Linked DNA regions of Homo sapiens: region 1 is linked to region 2. Evidence: chromatin contacts called from ENCODE Hi-C data. All regions are on one chromosome and are shown on one strand. The core of a region is the stretch at or near the end of the contact, and the rest is flanking DNA. Distances in the headings are between cores, read along the strand shown. Region 1 overlaps MICAL2 (microtubule associated monooxygenase, calponin and LIM domain containing 2). Region 2 overlaps LOC107984311 (a long non-coding RNA gene).

Region 1 (5,027 bases), core at 1,411-3,910, 440 kb before region 2:
ACCTCATCAGAGTTTACCAAGCCTGCCACTTCTTGGGAGCAGCTGTCAGGCCTGGCTCCCCCTTCCACCCTGGCCTCTACTCTGGCCCAACCTGGGAGGGATTAGGATTCTGCTTCTAAGCATACTGTCTGCCATTTCCAGGAGGCCACAAATGCCAAGAAATTTAGCCCCTGCTTCCAAGAAAGGTTCAGGTGTATCAGCTCAGGACAATAAGCCATTGTTTGCCTGATGTTCCATCCCCTGCTGGGGCCCCCAGCTTGGCCCCTCAGATAGGGGCTATAGGATACAAAGGACTTCCTGGGCTTTGTGGGAGGAAAGGCAGGGAGGTCAGTTATATTCTCAGCACTGCCTGCCCAGCCCCTTGTGTGACTGCCTCCACTGGCACAGTGTGTGAACGGGCTCCACGGTATTCTCCCAGAAAGGCACCACAGTGATGCCAAGATACCCATGCACAATTACTGCCTCCCCTGAGTAAGCAGAGACTATACTTTTTGGAGCTTTTAATACAAATCCCTAATGAGACCTTATTAACTACTTAGCTAATAAGCACTTTGTGCACTGAGCTTCTGAGCAACCGTGACTTGGGGAGGCATTACTGAAGCATGCAGAGGGCTGCGAGGTTGCTGGGAGGTGCAGCCAAAACTGAGCAGCTGCAGAGCTGCTCCATTGTCCTGCAGCACAGGGCACAGTCTGGGTCATCTGCGCAGGGGATCCAGGATGAAGACCACACCTGGTCCCACCTTTCATTAGGTCCAAAAGCCCCCTTTCTCCCCGTGGCACCCACACATCCACCCCGAGAGGGTGACATTCCTTTTTTTTTTTTTTTTTTTTTTTTTTTAAAGTGAAATGGAAGCACCCTTAAGGAAATCAGTACTGGGTCTCCTACCTGCCCTTCCCAACCTGATGAAATGCATTCCAGAATCACCAAGAGGTAGACCAGCACTTCTTTGAGAGGCCACAGGGAAATAAGGTGATGGAGAACTTGTCTCCTGGGATGAGGGGAGAGCCTTTGAAGCCAACCCCAAAGGCCAATGTGAAGGTGAATGTTGCCCTGGGCATCAAGGGTTATCTTCTATTTCTTGACAGCAGGACGGCCTTACCGGCTCTCAGAGTGAGGATATAACTAACTAGCTGGCTTCTGCTAGCTCACTGCTCCTCAAACTCACTGTGGCTTAGCTCACTGCTCCTCAAACTATCTGTGGCTAATGACAGGTTTTTTCTTTTTAAACATTTAATCCATTATGGCCTGTTATTTCCAGATACAATGAAAATAAACTAGAAATATGATCACACACTTGAATGTGTGGCAATATCAAATGGTTCTACAAGTTTCCAACACTTACTCTCTCTCACTTGCTATAATCATGGGATTACAGCCCAGTCCCTGCCTGTGGCCCACACTTTGAGTAGCACTGCTCAGGTTCTCACGATCCTGAGAAATAAATGCTCAACTCATGGAGAAATCCTAGATAAGTCACCCTGGTGTGGACCTCAGGGTTAGAGCCAGTCCAGTGGTTCCTACCAAACAGAAGCATGCATTGATGGCAAGACACCACACTCCTGGGGAGGCTGGTCAAGAGAAGAGCTTATAATTAGGCTGGGAACAATTCATCTAAATGCAAAGTTGGACAATCTGATGATCTGGTCAAAGATGATCATGTTCCAGCCTCTAGTTTTTTTAAGAACTAGTAATTTCAAAGTCCCATGGGACTGCTTTTGCAACCCTTTAAATATCTCTCAATATTCTTGTAATTTTCAAGAATTTAGGTGCTTTTCATTACCTTTTCCTGCCTTTTGAATTCTAATTATTTTTCAGCAAATTAATTAGAACATTTCAGGAGGGCAATCATCTCACATTACACGAGGTTAACCTCACATACGCCATTTCCCTTCTGTGAGCCTCAACTTCTTCATCTGTAAAATGGAGAGACTTCCACCAACCTTGCAGGGCTGAGGAAAAGACTCCTGAAAGAACCTGGGCCATGCAGGAGGCACGCGGCAGATAGTGAGTCCAAAGCACGGCCATTGGGATAAATGCTTGAGGGAATGGATACCCCATTCTCTGTGATGTGCTTATTTCACATTGCATGCCTGTATTCAAACATCTCATGTACCCCATGCATATATACACCTACTACGTACCCACAAAAATTAAAACAAAGCACGGCCGTTTGTGCAGCTTTGCATTTCCATGTTCTGGGACTTCTCTCTTGTCTTAAATCACTTTCCTCTGCACAAGAGTGGCATGGCCCACACAGGACGAGCTCCCTGCCTCCTCTCCCCAGAGCCAATCTAGATAGAAACACGGCGACGCAGCTGTTGTCACACGCACCCATGCCAGAGGCTGCAGACGATGGCTAGACCTCTACAAAGAGGCATTTTCCAAGTGATCCTGTGACCCCACGCAGAATGATGGTCCCCGCCTAGATATCAGAGCGTTCCTCACACTGCACCGAGCTGGCCCATCTCTTCCTCAGTTTGCACTCCCTGAGTGACCTGTCTTATTCACCTCGACATTCCTGGCACAAGGCAGAAACTGCGAATGCAGGAAAAAGCAGGCTCCAGGCCCTGTTTGTGTGAGAACAATGGAAACGTTCCTCCCTGTGCCTGGAACTGAGCCAAGATTACCAGGTGTCCCGGCTACACTTCTCCGCTGAGTTTGGCCACCTGTGGCCACACAGCCTGCCAGGAGCATCGAGCAAGCCCACGTGGGTAAGGCAGCAGTGAGAGCAGAATGTGCAGGGCCTCAGAAGAGAGGGCTCACAGGAAGGGGAGCTTTTGACACGTAGGGCTAGAGGTGGTCTGTTGGATCCACTTGGGCAAGGACATCCTCACTGAGGAGTCCCTGTATGAGAAGACATCAGAGGACAGCCTGTTGGATCTGATTCCTCGGCCATATGCCCAGGGCTGGGGGTAGGAGGGCAGGCAAAGAACTGAAATCACTGTGTTCAAGGGTGTCTGGAAATTACAAGTTCAGAGCTGAGACGCAGGCAGGCCTTAGGGGCTGTGAGCTCCCAGTACAAGCACATGTCTGCCCACCTTCGTCCCCTGGTGCCAGGCACTGTACTGCTGCTGATCATATGCGCTTAACTCCCAGAGCCCTGCAGGTGGGTCTGATAATCCCCCTTTGCAGGTGAGGCAGCTGAAGTTCAGGGAGGCTCTAACTCACCTGAGGATGCACTGTTCTCAAATGGCTGGGATGAAAATGGAACCCTGAAGGTGACTTCTTTTCCTTTAGAAAGAGAGGGATCAACATGCATTTTAGGTAAATAAGCTTTCTTTCCGAATTCTCTTCCACTGGGGAAAGAGAAGCTTTACAGGATACTTCAGGCATTTTGCATAGGTTAGGACATTGCAGTATTCCAGTTACCCTCAAGAGTAGTTGCTGTCCTCTCCACTTTATAGGTTAAGAAACTAATGCTCAGAGAGGTTCACAAACTTGTCCAAGGCCACACAGTGAGTAATTGGTGCTCTGAACTGAAGTCTGATTTGAAACTCATATCCTTCTTCCACACCAGCACTACGCAAATTAAAATCCCCCAAGCTGGGATGCACACAGGAGACCTCCAAAAGGTTGCCTAGCTCTATTCCCAGGATAGAAGGAGGAACAGTGAGGTTGGAGGCAGCCTTGAGACCTGTCCCTGAGATTTATCCTCCTACCAGGTCAAACAAAGGCGGGATGCCCCAGACAAAACTTCCCAGCATTTCCCTGTTTCTCTCTACTATGCAAATCTCTCGAGTAAACCCTGCAAATCCAGTTTTAAAACAAACACCCCAAGGGTAGAGAAAGCTCCTTTTGCAATGCTCAGTGCTCTTCTGACCCTGGAGGACTGAGGGGCAATTCCCAGCCCAGTGAAGGCCCCCACCCCTCCCACTTGCCCAGCTGTGCAAACGCTCAGTGCCTTCTTGTTCCTGCAAGAGCTCAACGGCATGGCAAACAGCCAGCAGCCAATAGCCATTCCATGGGCCAGAGCAGCACAGTGGCCTCCCTTCTGGAAGAGCGAAAGTAACTAACGGCTGATAGGGAGCTGAGATCACAGAAGAGGGCTGGTTTGGTGGGATAGATGAGGAAATGGTTCTGGGGACATAAAACTGGGCATAGGTCTCACAGTCCACAGCCTGGAAAGACAGACTCTGCCAAGGATCTGAGCCCCCCGTGAGAGCCCTCAAGACTCCCTGTGACCATTCAGGCCAAGAAACCCACAGCACCACTCTGAATTTTAAAGTGGAATATCAATCTGAGAGGGCGGGCAAGTGGAGTCTGAAGGCAGAGCCCTGGCTCCCTGTCTTGGAGTCAGCAACTCAAGTTTGCATCCCTGTGAGTAACAATTGCTCCTCATAGTAAGTTTGGCTAAGTCTGTTCCCATGAGGAGATTATTATTCACGGATCCTCGGAATCAGTGTGGAAGACCATAGGGCAGGAACAGAGACATGCTGCCTGCCAGGAAGTTGTCAAGGACTAAGCATCAGTTTCCAAGTGCATTTTTCTTCCTCTTGCTCCCCTGAATTCAGGTGAACTTGGGTCCATTGAGCAAAAAGAGCAGCCCAAAATCTGTTTGGAAGAAGTATTAAGGCCCCAGACTCTAGGAGAGAAACTCCCTGAGCTGCACCAGGATAGAATAAATCTGTTTATCACCAAATCATCACCTACTTTAAGGAACAGCCAGTTCTCTCCCTAGAGGTGGTTGTGATTCTGCCAAATTCTGCATGTGCAAAGCCCAGTGCTGAATCAATGGTGGGGCAGAGTTTGGGGAGTGAGGGAAGTCAAGGCAATGGGTGAGGCTGGCAATATCCTTTCTAAGACTGCTTGAAACCAGAAACTCACCACTCCATCCATAACTGCCTAAAATGGCCTCACAGTGTGACCTGCATGAACCTGCGAGTGTAGGTATTCAGAGAAACTGAGGCACAGAGAGGCTAAGTGACTTGCCCAAGAGTCCATTCTAAGAGGTCCTCCATCATTCCCAGCCATACTGTGAAAGAAACATCAGCCAATAATTAAGATGTTGGAAGCTGTCGAAATAGCC
Region 2 (5,056 bases), core at 2,116-4,615:
GAGCCACAAAGAGATTAAGTAATTTGCTTGAGATGCCATAGAGGCTTTTAGTGCTCACCCTCCCCTGGGTCTCCTCTATTTCCAGGCATGTGGGAGGATCACTTTCCTACCCTCTTGCAGTTAGGTGGCCTTGTGACTAGTAATGGTCAATAAGCTATGAGTAGAATTGATATGTGTCACTTCTGTGCTATGGGCCACTTTTCTGCCTTAGCATTTAACTGCTGATATGAGACCCTCCAGTGCTCAAAAGAGTTGAAGTACATATGTAGTTGCAAGACATTAGAGTCTCCATAATCCTGGATTCCTGAGTGATTCTGTGGAGCAGAGCTCCCTCTCCTCCACATGAACATGTAGCACGAGTAGGAAATAAACCTTGATGTTTTAAGCCACTGAGATTTGGGTTTTGATATGTTATCATAGCAAACCTAACTCATCCTGACTAATACACAGGATCAGAACTCTAGTAAGTGATGCAGTAGATATTTAAACCCAGACAATCCGGCTCTCCAGCCTGTGCCTTAAATCACTGTCCTTTAAGTGATTAGTGAATGTGAATTGAATAAATGAATGAATCAATGTTGAGGCCTTTGTTATCCACTCATACCTAGCAATCAAGATCCAGTTTTCGTGAGGGTTGAATACTTTCCTTTTTATTTTATTTTTTTTTTAAAAGAATACCATCTCCTTTTTATCTTGCATTGGACAATCTTGATGTTTATAGTGAGATGAATATATCTAATTACCACAATATTCAACTTGAGCAAGTCTTTTGAAGGTATTTTGCTAAATTAGAACTTTCAGATCTCATTAAAATTGAAACATTTGGTCGGCTTGATTTAGTCAATTTTGACTCTGTGTATTTAAGATGACAGTACTAGCAATCAAATGAAACTTTAATTACAATTGGAATTTTCAATAACTAATAAAAGGCACCGTCAATTTGACAGTAAAAGACAGTTCTCCACAGAAGATACCCACAGGTGCTTTTGAATTTATTTTTTTAAATTGTAAATAATAAAAAAGAACATTTTGCAACATGCACAAAATCAAAATGTAGGGAAAAATTGATTTGCATTTCAACCATGTATTAGAATTATTTTCATTTTTACATTATCTTTATAGTTTTTAAGTCATGGTAATCACAGAATGTCTTCTTTAACTTTTTACTTAATATTATATCGCATATATTTTTCAAAATTTCCTAAAGCAAAGTTTATAGTGATGTAGTCAAAGCATCATAATTTATCAGCCTCCTATTATTGTGCATCTGTGTAAGACACCCCATCTTTTTTATTTGTTAAAAACAAACTGATTTAATAGGCTCACCGTATAGCTTGTTAAAGAGAACTTGTGACTTTACTGTGTGACATAAAGGAAGAGTCTTGTTTATTTATGTGTTTATTATTATCTTGCAGTTTATAGGACAGGTAAAGACACCTAACCAGATCCTGCTGTCATCTACATTGACAAGCCATGGAAGGAAATAGAGTGCCAGCAGCAGACCCAGTTTGCCTGACATCTGACTGTACAGTGTACTCATGTCTTAAGGGTGACTGCATGGATTATGTCTAAGCGTGCATTAGTTTGCTCAGCTGCCATAACAAAATACCACATACTGGGTGGCTTAAACAACAGAAATTTATTTTCTCACAGTTCTGGAGGCTAGAAGTATAGGCTCAAGGTGCCAGCATGGTCAAGTTCTAGTGAGGGCTGTCTTCCTGGCTTGCCGATGGCTGCCTTCTGGCTGTGTGTTCACAAGAGGGGGCCATTTCTGGGGCGGGATACAAGAGGAAGAGAGACAGTTCTCTCTTCCTTATCTTATAAGGCCATCGTCCTTTCAACTTAGGGCCCCATGCTTGTGACCTCATTTAACTTTATTTCCCTCCTAAAGGCCTTATCCCAGAAACAGTCACATCGTGAGTTAGGGCTTTTACATACTCATTTTGATGGGCTACAATTCAGTCTATAACAAAGTGTCACTAAGGTACCACAGTCTAATGGCCAAAGAGAATGGGACATGATTAAACTTTAACAGGCTTCTAAACTTCAATAGTTTGTTTTCCTGAAGGACCTCCCACATTTTCCCCTTTCTGATGACAGTTACATCTGGTTATGAAGTTTCCCTCTGGGCCTTAGTACCAAGGAGCTCTGATCCCCAGCCCCATCCCAGTAACTAACGTGGTCCTTATTAGTGGAATTGTTGCCGTCTACCCTGTTTTCATTTGTCCCTTTTTGTTAGCCCAACCCCCCGACCCCCAGGTAAAGTAGAACTAAACAAGTAGACAATGATTCCAGTAGTGCTTTTGGTTTCCTTTTCACATACTATAGAGTTTCTGATTGTTTGTTTGTTTTGTTTTATTTTTGAGATGGGGTCTCCCTCTGTCACCCCGGCTGGAGTGCAGTGGCGTGATCTTGGCTCACTGCAACCTCTGCCTCCCGGGCTCAAGCGATCCTCCTGCCTCCCGCCTCAGCCTCCTGAGTAGCTGGGATCACAGGCATGTGCTACCACACCTGGATAATTTTTGTACTTGTGGTAGAGACAGGGTCTCACCATGTTACCCAGGCTGGTTTTGAACTCCTGAGCTCAAGCAATCTGCCTGCCTCGGTCTCCCAAGATGCTGGGATTACAGGTGTGAGCCACAGTGCCTGGCCTTACATACCACCAGTTTATGGTGGTACCGTATGTATTTTTCACTGAAACATACTGTACTCAACAGAGAAACAGAGGCTGAACAATGTTTGTTCCCAATAGGGGCTTAATAGTTTCCCCATATAATAATATATTACTCTGTATGTGAGGATTTTCTCTTTTCTAACATTTAAATTACCTTAAGTACTGATTAAGTTTTATCAAACTTCAAACATTCATATTTCTTGAGTGAGAGACCAATATAAAAATAATTAATTCACCAAAAGAGAATGTGGAACTAAGTTAAATTGTAAGGTCCTGAAAATGCTGGATTATAATAAAAATATCTCCTTAACCATGACTGCAGTGGTTAAAATTTAATGAGACATTAACAGTGAAGTATGGTTCTTCAGTCTCTGCTTTTGCTTTGTGAAAGTTCAGCAAAGATTTATGCTCCAAACAGACTCTGTATTCACGGAAATATACAGCTTAGTTTTTAAATATCCCTAGCACATAAAAAGGTCATTTGCTTTGTTTTATGTAATTCATGTATCTATTGGTTTGTAATAATAACCACGACCTTCAGAGGCTGGACATTTGCTGGGAGCTAATGATCTGTCAGGGTTAGAGACCCAAAGCTTCATGCTGAGACCATTAATCAGCCCACCAGCCCATAACTTCTGGGCAATACTGTCTTGCGTCAGTCATTGTGACTCAGGTCCTCCAGGCCAAAGCATGAACTTTGGAATGCTTACACTGTTGGCCAGCTTCACTGAATACCACAGTACACTGCTAATCATACTCATGTAAACCAGTGTCAGAAACTTCACACTGCAGAGGACATATCTTCTATGATTGCCACCCTTCCAAGGTCATGAGCCTGTATCTCAAAAGATGAGAACACTGGACAGATCATTATTAACTCCCTTTTGGAAGCCATTGGTCAAGTACTATTAAAAATATTTCAAAATATTTTCATACAAATGAACTTTATTAAATTAACTTTATTTATTTATTTATTTATTTATTTGAGACAGAGTCTCACTGTCGCCTGGCCAGGCTGGAGGGCAGTGGCACGATCTCGGCTCCCTGCTACCTCTGCCTCCCGGGTTCAAGCAATTCTCCTGCCTCAGCCTCCCGAGTAGCTGGGATTACAGGTGTGCACCACCATGCCCGGCTAATTTTTTTGTATTATTGTTAGAGATTGGGTTTCACCATGTTGGCTAGGCTGGTCTTGAACTCCTGACCTCAGGTGATCTGCCTGCCTCAGCCTCCCAAAGTGCTGGGATTATAGGTGTGAGCCAGCACGCCCAGCCTCCAGTGGCCTCTTTAGAGTTCTCATCCTCCACAACTTCTCTGTGACCTGTTGAGCACTTCCCTCCTAGGGACACGGCTCCACCTTGCATTCAGCAAGTCGTTATCCTGCAACTACGATGCACCAGGTGCGGGCGTCTCACTTGGCGTCTTTGCTGTCTTCCTTCTTCCATCTCTCCGACTTCTCCTCTCCTCCTTTCCTGTTGTCTCATTGTCTACTTATCCTTGGTGTTCCCAGGATTCCCTTTTGTTCCTCTTCCCTTTTATAATAATTATTGTTTGCAGTGCATTGAGGTATACTCAGCCTACCACATAAATCACCCATTTTTAAGTGTACACTTTAATTAGTTTGGGTAAATGTGCAGTGGGGATGTGTACAACCTCCATCACAATCAAGTTTTGGAATAGTTTCTTTGCTCCAAAAAGTTCCTTTCTGTCCCATCTCTGGTCCTAGGCAACTTCTACTCTGTTTTCTGTCACTAGAGTTTTGCCTTTCCTAGATTTTCATATAAATGGAATTAGTGTGTTCTCTTTTGTGTCTGGCTTCTTTCACATAGCATGGTGTTTTTGAGATTGAGCCATGTTACTGAGTGCATCAGTAGTTTATTTCTTTTTATTGTTGAATAGTATTCCACTGTATGGATACACCACATTTTATTTTTAAAAAGTCTTGAACTTTTTTTTTTTTTTGAGTCTCACTCTGTCTCCCAGGCTGGAGTGCAGTGGCGCGATCTCTGCTCACTGCAAGCTCTGCCTCCCGGGTTCACGCCATTCTCCTGCCTCAGCCTCCCGAGTAGCTGGGACTACAGGCGCCCGCCACCACGCCCAGCTAATTTTTTGTATTTTTACTAGAGACAGGGTTTCACCGTGTTAGGCAGGATGGTCTCGATTTTCTGACCTCGTGATCCACCCGCCTCGGCCTCCCAAAGTGCTAGGATTACAGGCTTGCGCCACCGCGCCCAGCCAAAAGTCTTAAACTTTTTAACCAACCTATGTCTCAGTCTCCCAATTATAAAATAAGCACAATACTGGTAACTTAACGTTTATGTGTAGAACACTTAGGACAGAGCCTGGCACCTGGTAGATAACTGCACGTTAGCTCATTTTGTTACA

Evidence for each region. A loop is a pair of places that touch in the nucleus more often than their neighbours do. Pooled maps may share reads with other maps.
Region 1: a map of vagina shows a loop between it and region 2 (3-fold over the local background). The contact joins two enhancer-like sites. A Hi-C loop is called at or near these places in 2 of 168 maps with a recorded cell type or tissue (heart left ventricle and vagina) and 1 of 50 pooled maps.

The regions. Positions count from the first base shown.
Region 1 is chr11:12,247,389-12,252,415 of GRCh38, reverse strand. MICAL2 (microtubule associated monooxygenase, calponin and LIM domain containing 2) reads right to left here. Exons shown (of 28, transcript NM_001282663.2): 22 at 3,170-3,232. Among named protein-coding and RNA genes, the nearest start is that of MIR6124, 86 kb to the right of the region's middle. Within about 2 kb of position 2,660, at least 15 of the 41 ENCODE cell types and tissues checked have a DNase peak (open chromatin) inside an H3K27ac peak, as active enhancers do.
Region 2 is chr11:11,811,785-11,816,840 of GRCh38, reverse strand. LOC107984311 (a long non-coding RNA gene) reads left to right here. Exons shown (of 4, transcript XR_001748134.3): 4 at 1,416-2,286. Among named protein-coding and RNA genes, the nearest start is that of USP47, 28 kb to the left of the region's middle. Within about 2 kb of position 3,365, at least 7 of the 41 ENCODE cell types and tissues checked have a DNase peak (open chromatin) inside an H3K27ac peak, as active enhancers do.